2 separate regions of the Homo sapiens genome follow, and region 2 is linked to region 1. The links are chromatin loops, found by intact Hi-C in ENCODE. Cell type or tissue: gastrocnemius medialis. All regions are shown on one strand.

Region 1 (8,000 bases):
CATGAGGATGCAGGTAACTCTTTGGTATTCTGATTTTTTTTTCCTTTGGATAAATACCCAGTAGTGGGATTGCTGGATCTTATGGTAGTTCTCTCTTTCGTTTTTTGAGGAACCTCCATACTGTTTTCCATAATGACTACACCAATTCACATTTCCACCAACAATGCACGAGTGTTTCCCTTTCTCTGAATCCTCACCAGCATTTATTATTTTTTGTCTTTTTTTATAATAGCCATTCTAACTGGGGTAAGATGATATCTCATTATGGTTTTGATATGCATGTCCCTGATGATTAGTAGTATTGAGCATTTTTATATACCTGTTGGCCATTTGTATGTCTTTTGAGAGGTGTCTATTCAGATCTTTTGCCCATTTTAAAATTGAATTATTTACCTTTATGCTGTTCTTTGTAAATTCTAGATAATTAGTCTCTTGTCAGATGAATAGTTTGCAAATGTTTTCTCCCATTTCGTGTGTTGTCTCTTCCCTCTGCTGATTGTTTCCTTTGCTATGCAGAAGGCTTTTAGTTGATGTAGTCCCATTTGTTTATTTTTGGTTTTGTTGCCTGTGCCTTTAGTCTTACTCATAAAATCTTTGCCTAGAAGATGTCCTGAAGCATTTCCTTTATGTTTTCTTCTAGCAGTTTCATAGTTTCAGGTCTTACATTTATGTCTTTAATCCATTTTGAGTTGATTTTTGTGTATGGTGTGAGATGGGGGTCTACTTCCCCCCTTTTGTGTATGGTCATCCAGTTTTCCCAGCACCATTTTTTGAAGAGGTTGTCCTTTCCCCAAAGTGTGTTCTTGATATTTCTGTCAAAATCAGTGGGCTGCAAATATGTGGATTTATTTCTGGGTTCTCTATTCTGCTCCATTGACAGAACAGTGGTTTTTTGAGATGGAACCTACTCCTGGTGTAGATATTGTGAACATTGTTGACAAGACAACAAAGGATTTGAAAGATTACATAAACTTAATTGATAAAGCAGCAACAGGGTTTGAGAGGATTGACTCCAATCTTGAAAGAAGTTCTACAGTGAGTAAAATGCTCTCAGACAGCATCTTATGCTGCAGAGAAATCTTTTGTGAAAGAATCAATTGATGTGACAAACTTCATTGTTGTCTTATTATAAGAAATTGTCACAACCACTCCAGCCTTCAGCAACCACCACCTGATGAGTCAGTAGCCATCAACATCGAGGCAAAAAGATGATGGCGGGCTGAAGGCTCAGATAATTGTTAGCATTTTTAGGCAATAAAGTGTTTTTTAATTATGGCCTTTTTTTCCCCCAGAAGTGATGATATTGCACCCTTAATAGGCCACAGTATGGTGTAAACATAACTTTTATAGGCACTGAGAAAACAGAAAAATTTATGTGGCTCACTTTATTGCTGTGGTCTGAACTGAACCTGCAATATCCGAGGTATGCCTGTGTGTTGCTTCCCAATCTATGGGATGTGTGTGACTCCTAGGAAGGAGAGATGATTTTAGACTGTAAAGGAATACAGCCTAAATAGTGTCGAATCACAGAGCAAGACAGTTACCCCTCCTTGCAACTTTCTTTAAATCCTCTTGATCTCAGGCAAGAAGAAAGGCTCAGCCTGGGATGAGAGTGGCTTTAACACCCCTCTAACCTGTTAATCTCCCCCACCTTTAAACGGCAGAGAACAAGATCCAGGCTTAGAACCCTCAGCTGAAGTAGGACCCATGTAGAATCTAATTTAATGTTGCTTTGTTCCCACTGCATTGATTTTTATGAGGTATCTTTTATGCACGGCAGTCCTGCTTCTTTTCCATCAAAGGGATGAATATAACATTTCCTTTTAAAATAAGTATTTTAATAATATTGAACTGATTTTAAAATTTAAATAATATTTTAAAATAAATATGTCAATTAATAGTATTTTAATCATTAAAAATATAATGAGAATCTTTGAGTACCATTCATGAGTCTTATATACGGCAGAAGGTATGAAGCTAGCACAAGGATGCATACTGAATCAGTCCATGGAAATGTAGTTTTGGAGTGGGACAGAGCAAGAACTGATGGTCTTGGGCCAGTTTCAGTTGTTAGGCATCACCTGGTACAGGATAGGGGCCTCTGGAATCAGTCTGCAGATGACATGGTGCAGCTGGGCCTGGCACTGAGAGAGGAAAGAGCAGCAGGAGGTCAGGAAAGTTGTGGTCCATAGGACAGTGGAGTTGTGGGGCTGGAGAACAGAACCGAGAAAAAGACTGGGAAAAGATAGTTGGCTGAGTGAAGGAGTGTTAGGAGCCGTTCTAGAAGGTGCTGGGAAGGTGATGGAGCCATTGCCGTGGGCTAATTGATTCCTCTCTTCACAAAGCATGCTAATGACAGCTCAGCTCTGTCCCAGGGCAGAGCTCATTAACTTTTTACAACATAGGCCCCAAGAAGAAGGCTTTGTTGGACTTGACTCTGTGCGGTCTGTGTTATGAATATAACATCTCCTTCCCCAATTCTGATATGCAGAGTCATCTCCATCTTTGGACTCTGAAAATTACTACTTTAGAATCATCAACAACAAATCCCAACTTTTTCTCTCATCCTGGGAACATTCCAGTGGAACATGTGTGAGTAACTGGGGGTTCCCCAACCACTGCATTCAATTTCTATTTTAAAAAATCAAGACTTTCAAAAACTGTTATCAAAAACAACAGGTCTACACATGAGTGTTATCTACCAAATGGTAACACATCAGAAACCACCAATGTCTTTCGTAACTTATTGTCTCTGTAGGTCAATTTAAATCCTTGTCAATGTGTCATTGATTAGAAAGAATGAATTGCTTTTTTCCTAAGTTCAGGCTTTGCAGGTTTGCTCACATGAAATTTTGTACTGCCACAGCTGACGTGGGCTCGACTCCATTCACTGGCAGACAGAACTCAGGCACATCTGCTCAGTGCATGTTCTTGGCATTGTCTTGTCAGTTGCACAATAATGAGTAAACATAATATGTGTCCTGATAATATGGTATTATAGATGTTTTCTGCACTTATCCTAGGTTAAAGATGCTTCCTCTTTCACTTCTATATCTCCGATAAAGAATGTAAGCCAAGGTAAGATATTGTGTGTATTTCAACTTGGAAATAAAGTTTCAGGCTACTCTTTTGAGTCTTCAGATCCTCTTAAAATTGAAGAGTATTTTAAGATTGCAAGGTGAGGTGTGTAACAAACAAACCATTCTCAACCTCTAGTCTGTGTGAATCAAAAGTTTTTTATTACTGTATAGCCAAAATGAAAATGTAGAAATAATTTATACATTGGATGTTGAGGCTGGTTTAAGAATGAGTTATCATCTAGAAGAGGGATAGGCGAACTTTTTCTATAAAGAGCCAGGTGATAAATTGCATGTGGGACATGCAGTTTATGTCCTGATTACTCAACTCTGCCCTGGCAGCAGAAAAGCAGCTACGTACAATATGTAAAAGAATGATTATGGCTTTGTTTCAATAAAGCATTGTTTGTGGACCTTGAAATTTGAATTTCATATATTTTCATGTGTCATGAAATGTTCTTTTGATTTTTTTTTGCAACCACGTAAAAAGTTAAAGCCTTTTTTTTTTTTCTTTTGGGACAGAGTCTCGCTCTGTCACCCAGGCTGGAGTACAGTGGCGAGATCAGGGCTAACTGCAGCCTTGACCTCCCAGACTCAAGCAATCTTCCCACTTTAGCCTCCTGAGTAGCTGGGACTGCAGGTGTGTTCCACTATACCTGAATAATTTTGTTATTTTTTGTAGAGACGGGGTTTCACTATGTTGCCTAGGCTGGTCTCGAACTCCTGAACTCAAAGGACCCTCCCACCTCAGCCTCTCAAAGTGCTGGGATTACAAGTGTGAGCCACTGTAGCCCTAGAAATCGTTCTTAACTCACAAGCTGTTTGCTGATTTTGCATCTATAACCCTAAATTTAACATTGTTTTCATCAACTGAAACAGCTTCATGATGGCAGAAAACTCTGGCGGGTGGAAGGGGATGTGATTGGAAAGGGGCAGGGAGCGGGGTGGAAAGGAAATTGAGACTCAATTACAGGCAATGTTCAATTTCTTCACATGGATGGTGGCTACCTGGGCATCGACATTGTAATTATTCGTTAAGCTCCACATTTATTTTCTATGCATTTTCATATGCATATGTAATATTTCACAATAAAAATTGTTTAAAAATAAGTAGTATATAAATTACCATATATAAAAATCATGTTTATCACCGACTTTGTAATTAGTAAATGTTATTAATTTGACCTTATTTTTAAAATTATTACTTTTTTCAGACAGAGTCTTACTCTGGCTGAAGTGCAGTGGAGACTGGAGTGCAGTGGCGCAATCTCGGCTCACTGCAACCTCTGCTTCCTGAGTTTAAGTGATTCTCGTGCCTCAGCCAACCGAGTAGCTGGGCTTACAGGCACATGCCACCATGCCCAGCTATAAATTTTGTATTTTTAGTAGAGATGGGGTTTCACCACGTTGGCCAGGATGGTCTCGAATTCCTGGCCTCAAGTGATCCACCCGCCTAGGCCTCCCAAAGTGTTGGGATTACAAGCGTGAAACACTGTGCCTGGTCTAATTTGACTTTAGAAAATTAATAAATGCTAATTGATGTGGCACTTTTGTTTATGGAATACACTGAGGTTTCATGTAATATATATATATATATATATATATTTTTTTTTTTTTTTTTTTTTTTTTTTGAGATGGAGTCTTGCTCTGTCACCTAGGCTGGAGTGCAGTGGCACTATCTTGGCTCACTGCAACCTCCACCTCCCAGGTTCAAGCGATTCTCCTCCATCAGCCTCCTGAATCACTGGGACTACAGGTGCCTGCCACCCTACCCGGCTAATTTTTGTATTTTTAGTAGAGACAGGGTTTCGCCAAGTTGGCCAGGCTGCTCTTGAACTCCTGACCTCAGGTGATCTGCCTGCCTTGGCCTCCCAAAGTGCTGGGATTATAGGCATGAGCCACTGTGCCTGGCCCCCAGTAGAACCTTCTGTGATGGTGGACATGTTCTGTCTGTGCTGTCTTCATGTATCAGATAGCACAGGTCCATCTTTTTTTCACTTGTTCTCCACATTGTAATTTTATGTTCATGCATGTTTGTCTGGGTTCAAATCTCAACTACACCATTAGGTAGCTGTGTGATCTTGTGCACCTTGCTTGACCTCTCTGTTCCTGTTTCATTTTTGAAATATAAATAATGGTAATACCTATCTCATAGTGTAGTTGAGATTAAATAAGAAAGGTTTATGTGCCTAGCACCATGCCTAGTCCATACTAAGAATTCAATGAATTTGCCATTATAATTATTGACAATTTCATCCTCACAACAGTCCTATAAGGTTTATAGAAGAGGAGATCAAGGCTCTCACAGATAATGAATTGCAGTGCTGGATTGAAATCCAGGTCTATCCAAGTTCTAGTTCTCATGTGTCGCTTGGACTCCCCAAAGAAACTCTCATGGCAGTATAGCAATTAGAGTGACCCACTGCTGTAACGGCCCTCTGAGGAGTGGAATATTATATTCACATAAAACAGAGTGGGTTCTGAACTCTAGTAGGTGTCCTTCTGAGCTTATGTAAAAAGAAACCCTGGCTGGGCTCAGTGGCTCATGCCTGTAATACCAGTGCTTTGGGGAGGCCAAGGCAGGAGGATTGTTTGAGCTCAGGAGTTTGAGACTGGCCAACATGGTGAGACCACATCTCTACAAAATATTAAAAAATTAGCCAGACATGGTGGCTCACGCCTGTAGTCCCCGCTACTTGGAGGACTGAGGCGGGAGGATGGCTTGAGCTCGGGAGGCCTAGGCTGCAGTGAGCTGAGATTGCGCCACTGCACTTCATCCTGGGGAACAGAGTGAGACCTTGTCTTAAAAAAAAAAGAAACCCCTCCAGAAATACTTAATGAGTGAATAAAATTAAAAATGATAGTAATAGGTAGTTTCCTGTAGCCCCAACTGACACAAACTTACCTATTAGCCAGGCAACTTCCCTATTGGCTAAAAGTTAAGTTATAAGGAAGGAAAAAACTAAAAGCTTCACTCCAGTTACAAGCAAGCCTTTAAAAATTGACTTTGACAAGCTTATTTTCCCTAGAACTTTTCCCCTGGCCAGCTTGCACAGAAAGTAAAGACACTTGTCCTGAAACTCATCCCAGAGCCTCCAGACCACATTTGTACGTTTGTAATGGGTGGGGTGGAGATCCAGGGATAAAGCTCTTGGGGGATTGAGATTGATGTTTATGACTCTGTCTGTCCTTGGTGCCTTTGATCTGTTACCCTGAATGGATGGGGCAGCAGGCATTGTTTGTGGGAGTGATTGAGTTTTTGTTTTATCAGATTCCTACACACAGAATATAAGGGTGGAGAAATTACAGTACAGGTTTGGAATTCGGATGGGTTGGGTCGCTTGTGCTGTGGGAATTTGTCAAACTTGAGTTTTGCTCGTGGGGGCTAGATTCTGGGCCTGGGTGGGAGTGGGGGGTGTGGACCATTGACTCCACTCTGCGACCCTGGCCGCATCAACATTGCCCTCACGTAGCCCCGGCTCGTAGCCAATTGGTGCGCTTGGGCTGAACATAGTTAGGCCTCTGTTGGGGGCCAGAGGTCTAGGGAAGAGATGAAAAAGGCAGACTATCTCTCAACAAAGCATAAAATGTCCCGCCCCCCAGCTGCTTCAACAATGAGCTGGAGGGGTCCCAGTGGGCGACTGTTGGTGGATAGAGCCCGGAGCCGCGGGCCTTGGCATATGGCATTGCCCCAGCCACGGCGTTGACCCTCCGTGCCCTGGCCACCAGTGTCTGGGCTGCCTGGATCTCCACTGCACAGAGGCCTGTCATGGCAACAGCTGGGGGGTGGGAGTGGTGGGGAGATGCAGCTCAGCCCTGCCTGCCTGATGGGCTGAGATGGATGGGCTGCAGGCCATGTGCCTGAGGGCCCCCTTCTCCCCCTCCCTGGGGTCTGTGGAGGGGCTCGGAGGCACAGCCTAGGGAAAAGCAGGAAGGCCTTGTTTTCTGGAGAGGCTTACAGCTGGGACATTGGTGGGGGTGGGGGGACCCAAAAGTGTAGATGTCCCCAGCCAGAAACTCCCCTACCCACTCTACCCCCGACATCCCCCATGGAACAGAATAAGCCCAGAGACTGGCCATAGCCTACTCAGTTTTCCTGGGAATGCCTGGAGGGGAGGACTCAGCAGACTGACTTACTTGGACCCCAGCTGAGCCAGGACCTCCTCTAAGCAGATGACATTTTCCCTCCTGACTGTCTCTCCCCTGATGAGATTTTTTGACAGGTGGCCCATCTGTCCTCCAGCATCTCCATGGTCATCAACTGGGAGGAGCTGAATGAGGCATTTGATTTGCAAATGTTAGGGGTATTCTCTGCCCAGCTAGGAAGCGGGGCCGAGTCCCGGCTGGACTGCAGAGTGGTTGCATGGGGGCGAAGGTGTGGTGCTGTGTCACCCAAGACACGGGATGGCTCCCAGCTCAGGGCTGAGCCCGATGTTGAAGCATCTGCCTTCTGCTCTCTGTCTGCAGATCTCAGGTTTACGATTGTCAAGGCGTTTATGGTCAGTATGGAGCAGAGAGAAAATTGGATTCGTTTTCTTGGTCATTCACTGACACGGGTATACCAAGACACGTTTTTGGTACCTAAATCAGAACCTTGAAGGCTGAACTACTTAATGACACTTCCTCTACCTAACTGATAAGTAGAAGAAGGACTGTTTCATGTGGTTGCTCTCAAGTTCAGGCTCTGGTGAAAGCCATGAGTTGATGCTGTGCTGGACTTAAATTCAGTGCCGTATTGGAGGCACCAAGTATTTCTATGGAAAAACTTGCCTGATAACTTGCCTTTGCTTGGCTGTGGATCTGGATATAATTGCTTGGTGCCTTTCCAGATACTCTTCTCTTGGTGCTCACACTCTGTTCCAGTTTTGATTCTTTTGTTCATATATATAATATATATATACATACACAGAAAAAAAATTATAT
Region 2 (8,000 bases), 57 kb before region 1:
AGAAAGGGCTTGAGGGTGGTTTGGAGGGACCAGTTAGATTTGCCCCATGTGTTCCCGCGTATTTCTTACTAGGCAGAATTTCTAGAAAAAACCAAGGGGAAGAGAGTTACTAGTTATACTTATTGAACTCGGATGTGGTTTGGCTATGTCCCCACCCAAAGTTTCATCTTGAATTGTAATAATCCCAGGTGGTGGGACCACAGGGAGATAATTGAATCATGGGGGTGATTCCCCCCATACTATTCTCATGACAGTGAGTGAGTTCTCATGAGATCTGACGGTTTTAAAAGGGGCCTTTCCCTGCCTCGCTCTGCACTTCTCCTTGCTGCCACCATATGAAGAAGGACGTGTTTGCCTCCCCTTCCACCATGATTGTCAGTTTCCTGAGGCCTCCCCAGCCCTGTGGAACTGTGAGTCAATGAAACCTCTTTCCTTTATATATTACCCAGTCTTGGATATGTCCTTATAGCAGCGTGAGAATGGACTAATACAAGCTCCTTCTTTTGCCAGACACTTTATATAAGTTATCACATTGGTTAAAACTTAGCCTTCATGGAAAACCCTTGAGATGGGTGTTCTTACTGCTTGCAGATGAAGAAATGAATATGGAGAGGCCGAGGAATGTACCCAAAGTCACACAAATGCTGAGCCGGAGAGCAGGGATTTGTACTTTGATATCCCAGCATTTGGAAGCCCATCCTCTCCGCCACCTTGTGTGTCCTGGATTGTGGTGGGCTCCTGCTGTCACAGCAACTCAGAACAACTTGATTGCAGGCCTGGGATTACAAGTTTTTCCAAACAGCAAGATGGATAGGTTTTGGGGGAGATGTATAATATGTGGGTTTGAGGAGAGCTCAGGTTTTGAAGCCCAGCAGACGTGGACTCCAATCCTGGCTCTGTGGTTCCATAGCTGTGAGCCTTGAGCAAACCGTAGAACACTGTGTACAAAGCAGGGTAAATGTTCTCTGGCCTGCAGGATTGGTAATCATGGATATAAACTGTATTCAAGAAATAGCAACTCTGCACCAGGCATGGTGGAGCATGCCTGTAGTCCCAGCTACTTGGGAGGCTGAGGCAGGAGGATCACTTGAACCCGGGAGTTTGAATCTAGTCTGGGCAACCTAGTGAGACCCTGTATTTCTACAAAAAAAAAGCACTATATTAAAAAAAGAAATAGTATCCCTATTCCTGGGAGATTGGGAGAGAAAGTGGAATGGCACAGAGAACTGCTTTGCTTTTTCTCTACTTCTTTCTCTTCGTCCCTCTTACCCACCCTCATTCTACTGCAAATAGAACAAACTACCGCACAGGCCTTCAGTAACAGGCTCCGTTGTGCTCAAAGGGCTAGAGGGGTTTTTATTCTGAGTCACAAACTCACCACTACTTGCACAGGGACATGGATTGAAGGAGAGGCACCTGCCCCTCTGCTCTTCAGAGACAGAACGCCTAACCCTGAAGTCCAACTATGGAAACTTGTGAAATTGGATGCAACACCACAGGCATAATCCAATTCAACACACATTTAAGGATCACTTGGTATGAGCCAGGGAAAGGACCCAACTGTATCAGTCAGGATTAGGTTCAGCTGCCAAGTAATAGTGGCCGCCCCTGCCCAAGTAACAGCAGCTTAAATAAGATGCTAATTTGTTTCTTTCTCCCATAAAACCTCAGAGGCAGGTGGTCCAGGATGGGTGTGGGGCTCTGCTCTAGGAAGCATTATGGACCTGGATTCCTTCTGTCTTGTTGGTCCACCATACATGTCTCCATTCCCAGTGTCACCTCATGGTCTAAGGTGGCAGCTCCAGCTCCAGCCATCATGTCCATCAACAACAGACAGGTGGAAGAGATAATGAAGAAAGTCAGAGTGTGCACAGCGTTCGCTTTAGTGAAGATTCCTAGAAGCTGCCACTTGACGCGTGTACTTCAATGCCATTGGCTGAACTTGGCCACAGGATCACACTTAGCAGCATGGAGAAGTTGGGTAGTCATATACCACTAAAAATTGGGGTCTCTATTGCTACGAGAAAAGGCGGCAATTAGCATTCTCCCACACTGATGCATCTAAGCTTTTATTATGGATTAGTAATACATGTTACCTTCTTTGCCCCAACAACTCTGCAATTTGATTATTAGTGTTGATGCAAAAGTAATTGTGGGTTTTGCAATTACTTTTGCACCAACCCAATATTTTTATCTTCTGTATATAAATGAGAAATCTGATCCTTAGAGAGGTTAAGTAACACATTCTAGGTCATCCAGGAAGGAAATGGTGAGGCCGGGCTTCAAGGCAAAGCCTGTTTGACTCTGAAACCTGTGTTGTTACCTTTTCTATAAGGCCTGTGCTAGGGGGTAGGGATTCCCCAAATGAAAAGAAACCTTCTGCAAACATTATTTGGGAAATATTATCATTGCTATTTTGTGGCTTTTCCGAATGAAAAGAGGTGACAGATATAGATTTCATTTTTAAATTTTCTTTTACTTAAAAAAATTGTTTGTGGGTACATAATAGGTGTATATATTTAGGGGTACGTAAGATGTTTTGATACAGGCTGAAATAGATTTTGGATGCTGTTATGGGTTGAATCGTGTCCCCCAAAATTCATATGTTGAAGTCTTAACCCCTAGTCCTGCAGAAGGTGACCTAATTTGGGAACAGGGTAATTGCAGATGTAATTAAGTTGAGATGAGGCTGTACTGGAGAAGGACAGGCCACTTGTCCAGTATGACTGGCGTCATATAGGAAGATGACTATGGAAAGTCACAGAAGCACAGGGAGAATACCACGTGAAGGTGAAGCCAGGATTGAGGTGAAGCAGTAGAAGCCGAAGAACACCAAAGAATACAAACCACCGGAAGTCAGGTGAGCGGCACGGAACAGATTTCCCCTGGCAGCCCTCAGAACAAACCACCCATGCCAACACCTTGAGCTTGATTTCTAGGCTCCAGAACTTTTTCTGGTGTTTCAGCCACCCCGCCTGTGGTATTTTGTTATGGCAGCCCTAGAAAATTAATATGAATATAATGTGTTGTTCATTGCTTTGCCATGGAAACGATTTCAGATGGCTGTGAGGATGTCAGATTTTCAGGAAGGCGGGTGCCTTGATTTTCATTACAAAGGGGGAGAGTCACTTTTCTGTGGGCTCTCCCCAGGTTTCACCCAGGGCCATAAAGTTCTATGCAACTTTTGTTAAACCCCTTCTAATGTTCCAGGCTCTGGGCTAGATGCATGGCCCAAAGAAACCGGACCAGACTTTTAGAAGACATCAGGGTGCTTCTACTTACTCCAAAGGAAAGCCTTCATTTTGGCACAGGGCATCTCTATTTTAAGCTCAGACATTCCTGGTCACTGGCTACCTCATCGCCTTGGCATCAGGTAGGGTGAGAAGAGCAGGCCCGGGTTTGTTCAGCTTCTCAGCAAGGTGAGATTGACGAGCCCAGTACAGAAGCTGGAGTGAAAAGACCACGTCCTCTCCCAGCGGGTGCTGAGCCAAGTTGTCTTGGTATTTGAGTTGCTTCATCTGTAGCCTCTTATCTCACTGGGTTAGAGTGTGCTGCACTCATGAAACCAATGTCCCAGTGTGCTCAGAGGCTGGCTGGAGTATCCCGCTTATGAGTACAGCCTGTACCCCTGACTCATGGGGCTGATTTCCAGGCAAGTCCGTGCACTGCTGCAGCACTTCCTTGCTTTGTGTTTCAGGGTTCTGTCCCATTGGCTCGACTCTATGGCCATCGCCTGGAGTGTGTGTATGAGTGTTTGTTGGGAGGACACAGAGTGGCTTTCCTCCTCTTAAGAAGAGCTAGTAGTGCCCGGCGCGGTGGCTCACGCCTGTAATCCCAGGACTTTGGGAGGTCGAGACGGGCGGATCACAAGGTCAGGAGATCAAGACCATCCTGGCTACCAGGTGAAACTCCGTCTCTACTAAAAATACAAAAAATTAGCCGGGCGTGTTGGTGGGCGCCTGTAGTCCCAGCTACTCGGGAGGCTGAGGCAGGAGAATGGTGTGAACCCGGGAGGTGGAGCTTGCAGTGAGCTGAGATTGCAGCACTGCACTCCAGCCTGGGTGACAGAGCAGCCTGGGTGACAGAGCGAGACTCCGTCTCAATTAAAAAAAAAAAAAAAAGAAGAGCTAGTAGTCCTACCCCTCAACATCAACAAAATACAAACAACCCAATGAGAGTCATGGGCAAAGAGCTGGAGTAGACATTTCTCCAAAGAAGATATGCAAATGGCTAACAGACATGTGAAAAGATGCTCGCTATCACTAATCATTAGGAAAATGCAAATAATGCAAATAAAAACCATGATGAGATACCAGTTTGCACCAATTAGGATGCCTGTTATAAAAAAACAAAAAACAGAAAATAATAACAAGTGTTGATGAGGACGTGGGAAAGTTAACATTCTTGTGCGTCGCTAGCAGGAATGTGAAATAATGCAGTCATTATGGAAAGCAGTATGGATGCTTCTCAAATAATTAAATATAGAATTACTATCCAATCCAGTTATTCCATTTCTAGGTATATGCCAAAAAGAATCAAAAGAAGATACTTGAACAGATATTTGTGTCCCTGTGTTCGTAGCAGCATTAGCCACAATAGCCAAAAGGTAGAAACAACCCAAATGTTGGTTGATGGAGGAATTGGATAAACACAAAGTGATATACAGGCATACAATGGAATATTTTCAGCCTTAAAAGGAATGAAATTCTGATACTGCTACAACATCATTGAGGACATCATGCTAAGTGAAAAAAGCCAGACACAACAGGACAAATAGTGTATGATTCCACTTATAAGATGTACCCAGAGTAGCCAAATTCATAGAGGCAGAGAGTGGAATAGTGAATACCCAGGACTGGAGGGAGAGGGGAATGGAGAGTTAGTGTTTAATGGGCACAAAGGATCAGTTTGGAAAGGTGAATACATTCTGGAGATGGGTGGTGGTCATGGTTGTACCACAATGTGAATGGACTTAATTCCACTGAACTGTACACTTGAAAATGATTAAAATGGTGAATTTTGTCATACATTTTACCACAATAAAAATAGAGAATGGTTATTGATAATATCTGCCATTCATTGAATATAGTATTCCCTAGACAAAGCATTTTATGGGCATTAGTTCCTCAAGGCACTCATTGTTACTAGCCTTATTTTAAGGATATGAAAACTGAGGCTTAGACAGGCTCAATCATTTGTTCGGGATCACATGGCTAACAGTGAGCAGTGAGGTTTGAGCCCAGCTTTGACTGGCCCTAGGGTCTCAGCTGCAACACACCTGTAGAGCCTCTTGGCTTCATCCTTGCATCTGGGACAACGCCTGGATCATAGTAGGCACGTGTCTACCTCTGATCACATCTAGAGTGAGGTACAGACCCTGACAAATCACCAGAGCTCACCAGAGGGTGGCTGCATCAACACCGTTTCTAGAGGAGGCACTCACAGATGTCAAAGTTGAAAACATGTCTCGGTGCAGTGGCTCATACCTGGAATCCCAGCACTCTGGGAGGCCAAGGTGGGAGGATCACTTGAGTGCAGGAGTTCGAGACCAGCCTGGGCAACACTGCAAGACCCAATCTCTACTAAAAATTAAAAAAAAATTAGCCAGGTGTGGTGGTATATGCCTGTGGCCCCAGCTACTCAGGAGGCTAAGGTGGGAGGATTGCTTGAGCCTGGGAAGCCAAGGCTGCAGTGAGCTATAATCACAACACTCCAGCCTGGGCAATGGAGCAAGGCCCTGTCTCGAAAAAAAAAAAATGTTGAAAACATGACTCAGGCAAATATAGGGAACATGGGGGCTGGGGCCAGGACTAGGGTGAGGCAAGAGAGTAGGAAACCAGCAGGATGGTAACATTGGTCCCAGGAGTATATGACAGACTCACGTAGATGTAGCCATTGAAAGAGGGAGTACTGAAAATGGTTTTGCTAAATCAAATTCAAAACTGGTTTATGTCCTATATATAGGACAATGAAACTATAACCTTCGGGGCTATCTTTTTTTTTTTTTTTTTTTTTTTTGAGATGGAGTTGCACTCTTGTGGCCCAGGCTGGAGTGCAGTGGCGCGATCTTGGCTCACTGCAGCCTCCGCTTCCCTGGCTTAAGCAATTCTCCTGCCTCAGCCTTCAGAGTAGCTAGGATCACAGGTGCCTGCCACCACGCCCGGCTAATTGTTTTGTATTTTTAGTACAGTCGGGGTTTCGCAATGTTCGCCAGGCTTGTCTGGAACTCCTGGCCTCAGGTGATCCCCCTGCCTCGGCCTCCCAAAGTGGCTCACAGGCATGAGCCACCGTGCCCAGCCCGGGGCTATCTTTTCTATCAGACAGGAATTGTTTGCATCTCTACCAGACAAACATTATTTGCAACTTAGCAATTTCCTTTAAGTTAGCATCTAGAATCTGGGCCTTAATCAGCAATAAGTACTAAGTCAAAGTGCCCATCCCTTCACATTGACGGACCCTCGGGTATTACCCAGATCCCCTCTTTGGGGTTCAGCCCTGTCCCCACAGCTGCTGGGAGTATCAGCTGCTGATATGGGTAGATGGCTTACAGCTCTGTTCTTACCTGGAAATCACCTGAGATGGAAGGAAACTTCCTCCCCCACGTGTATACCTTCCCTCCCTTACTTCTGGTTGGTCTTGAACAGGTGATACAAAGCCTGGTGCTCTTGCCTTAATTTGCAACAACACCGATGGCCACCTGGGCTCCAGAGCTTTCCATGGGACAGGCTGAGGCCTCAGCGGCAGCCTCACTGCGGGTGAGCTTCACCCTCACCCATGCCTCCCTTTCCACAAGAGTTCCTCCCCAGAGCAGCCCCAGTACACCCTGGTCTTGCACCTGCCTGTCTCAGAGTCGGTATCAAGGGAACCCAATCTAACACAGGACTTATTACACAATGCTAGGGTGGCTTTGGGGAAAGGGCATGAAGGTGTCTTTTTGCCTCATTTATGAGTTTTTAGATACTTTCTCTTAAGGAAGGTAGTAAAAAAATCTGTGGAATGAACAGACAGGAGTGGGCGGAGAAGGCTCAGGGGAAGCCCTCCCCCACACCTGGAAAAACAACTCTGGGTCCGCTGACAGAGGCCACAACCAGCCTGCAGACCCCACGAGGCGCTGGGAACTCGAAGGCATGGCTCCCTGGCAGAGGTGAGAAATTTGACCGGACAGCAGTTGGTGCTTAAGATCAAGTGAGTTTTTCCACCTTCAGGGAGGAGCTGGAGAAAGCGCGAGAAGGCGTGCTTAAATCCTCGGGGGGTTGTTTTCAGTTGAATAAAACAGCCTGATTGAAAAAAAACGGCAAGGCTGAGTGCAAAGCCAGTGCCCCCCACCTCTGCTGGAAGCCCATCACCCCCCACCCCGCCGACCCCCAGGAGAGCCAATCCTAAGCTCACAGTAAATCGGTGAATTGGAAGAATCCAGGTTCTGCTCTGCCTCTTTCTTTCAGAGACAAAAATAAAGTTCTGGAAGGTGCAACTTAAAATAGACCTTTCATAAAAGATTCATTCCTGAGCAAGAATGTCACAAAAGCATGAAACGTGAAATAGACTGCTATCTGAATTCCATTTGAAGTATTTGGTGGCAATTATTTTAAAAATTCCCCCACAAAAGTTCTTTTCAATCACAGGACAGCAAGTAAGAGAGATCAGGGCCAGATAATTTCTTCAATGGGGGAAAAACTAGTTTCAAGTTTTAGGTACTGATTTAAGGCATTTTGGAGAATATGCATGAGTATTCAATGGATTTAGTTTCTTTTTTTTTTTTTAGAAAAAAGCCTACAGCCATTTGCAGAAAAATGCCTGAAAAGCAGAGGCTCAAACGAGATGTAAATTACCTCCAAGAACAGCCTAATAAGCCATTAATAACCACCGAGTCACTCCCTGTGAACAATGTGTGTACCTAAGGATTGAGAACTATTGTATCCTCAGAACCTCTTGGGAGATTGGGGTTGGAGTGATCGTGGTTCGGTCAGTAGATCTGTCTGCATCTGGGGACTAGCTCCAGA

The links. Peaks named below come from ENCODE experiments on the same cell type or tissue, not always from the same donor. Only the 100,000 strongest peaks of a DNase experiment are listed, where the experiment ranks them.
Region 2: it touches region 1 in a loop (2.6-fold over the local background); 3 of 110 quality-filtered maps call a loop at or near these places.

What each region holds. Positions count from the first base shown.
Region 1 is chr17:65,402,130-65,410,129 of GRCh38, reverse strand. No RefSeq gene overlaps it. Among named protein-coding and RNA genes, the nearest start is that of LINC02563, 51 kb to the left of the region's middle. In gastrocnemius medialis, no CTCF peak of the experiment used is centred here; DNase peaks (open chromatin) are centred at 2,889 and 4,389; H3K27ac peaks cover 3,489 bases.
Region 2 is chr17:65,458,978-65,466,977 of GRCh38, reverse strand. No RefSeq gene overlaps it. Among named protein-coding and RNA genes, the nearest start is that of LINC02563, 5.4 kb to the right of the region's middle. RefSeq lists enhancers at 5,085-5,717, 5,718-6,351, 6,352-6,985. In gastrocnemius medialis, no CTCF peak of the experiment used is centred here; DNase peaks (open chromatin) are centred at 2,869, 3,537, 5,767 and 6,187; H3K27ac peaks cover 4,846 bases.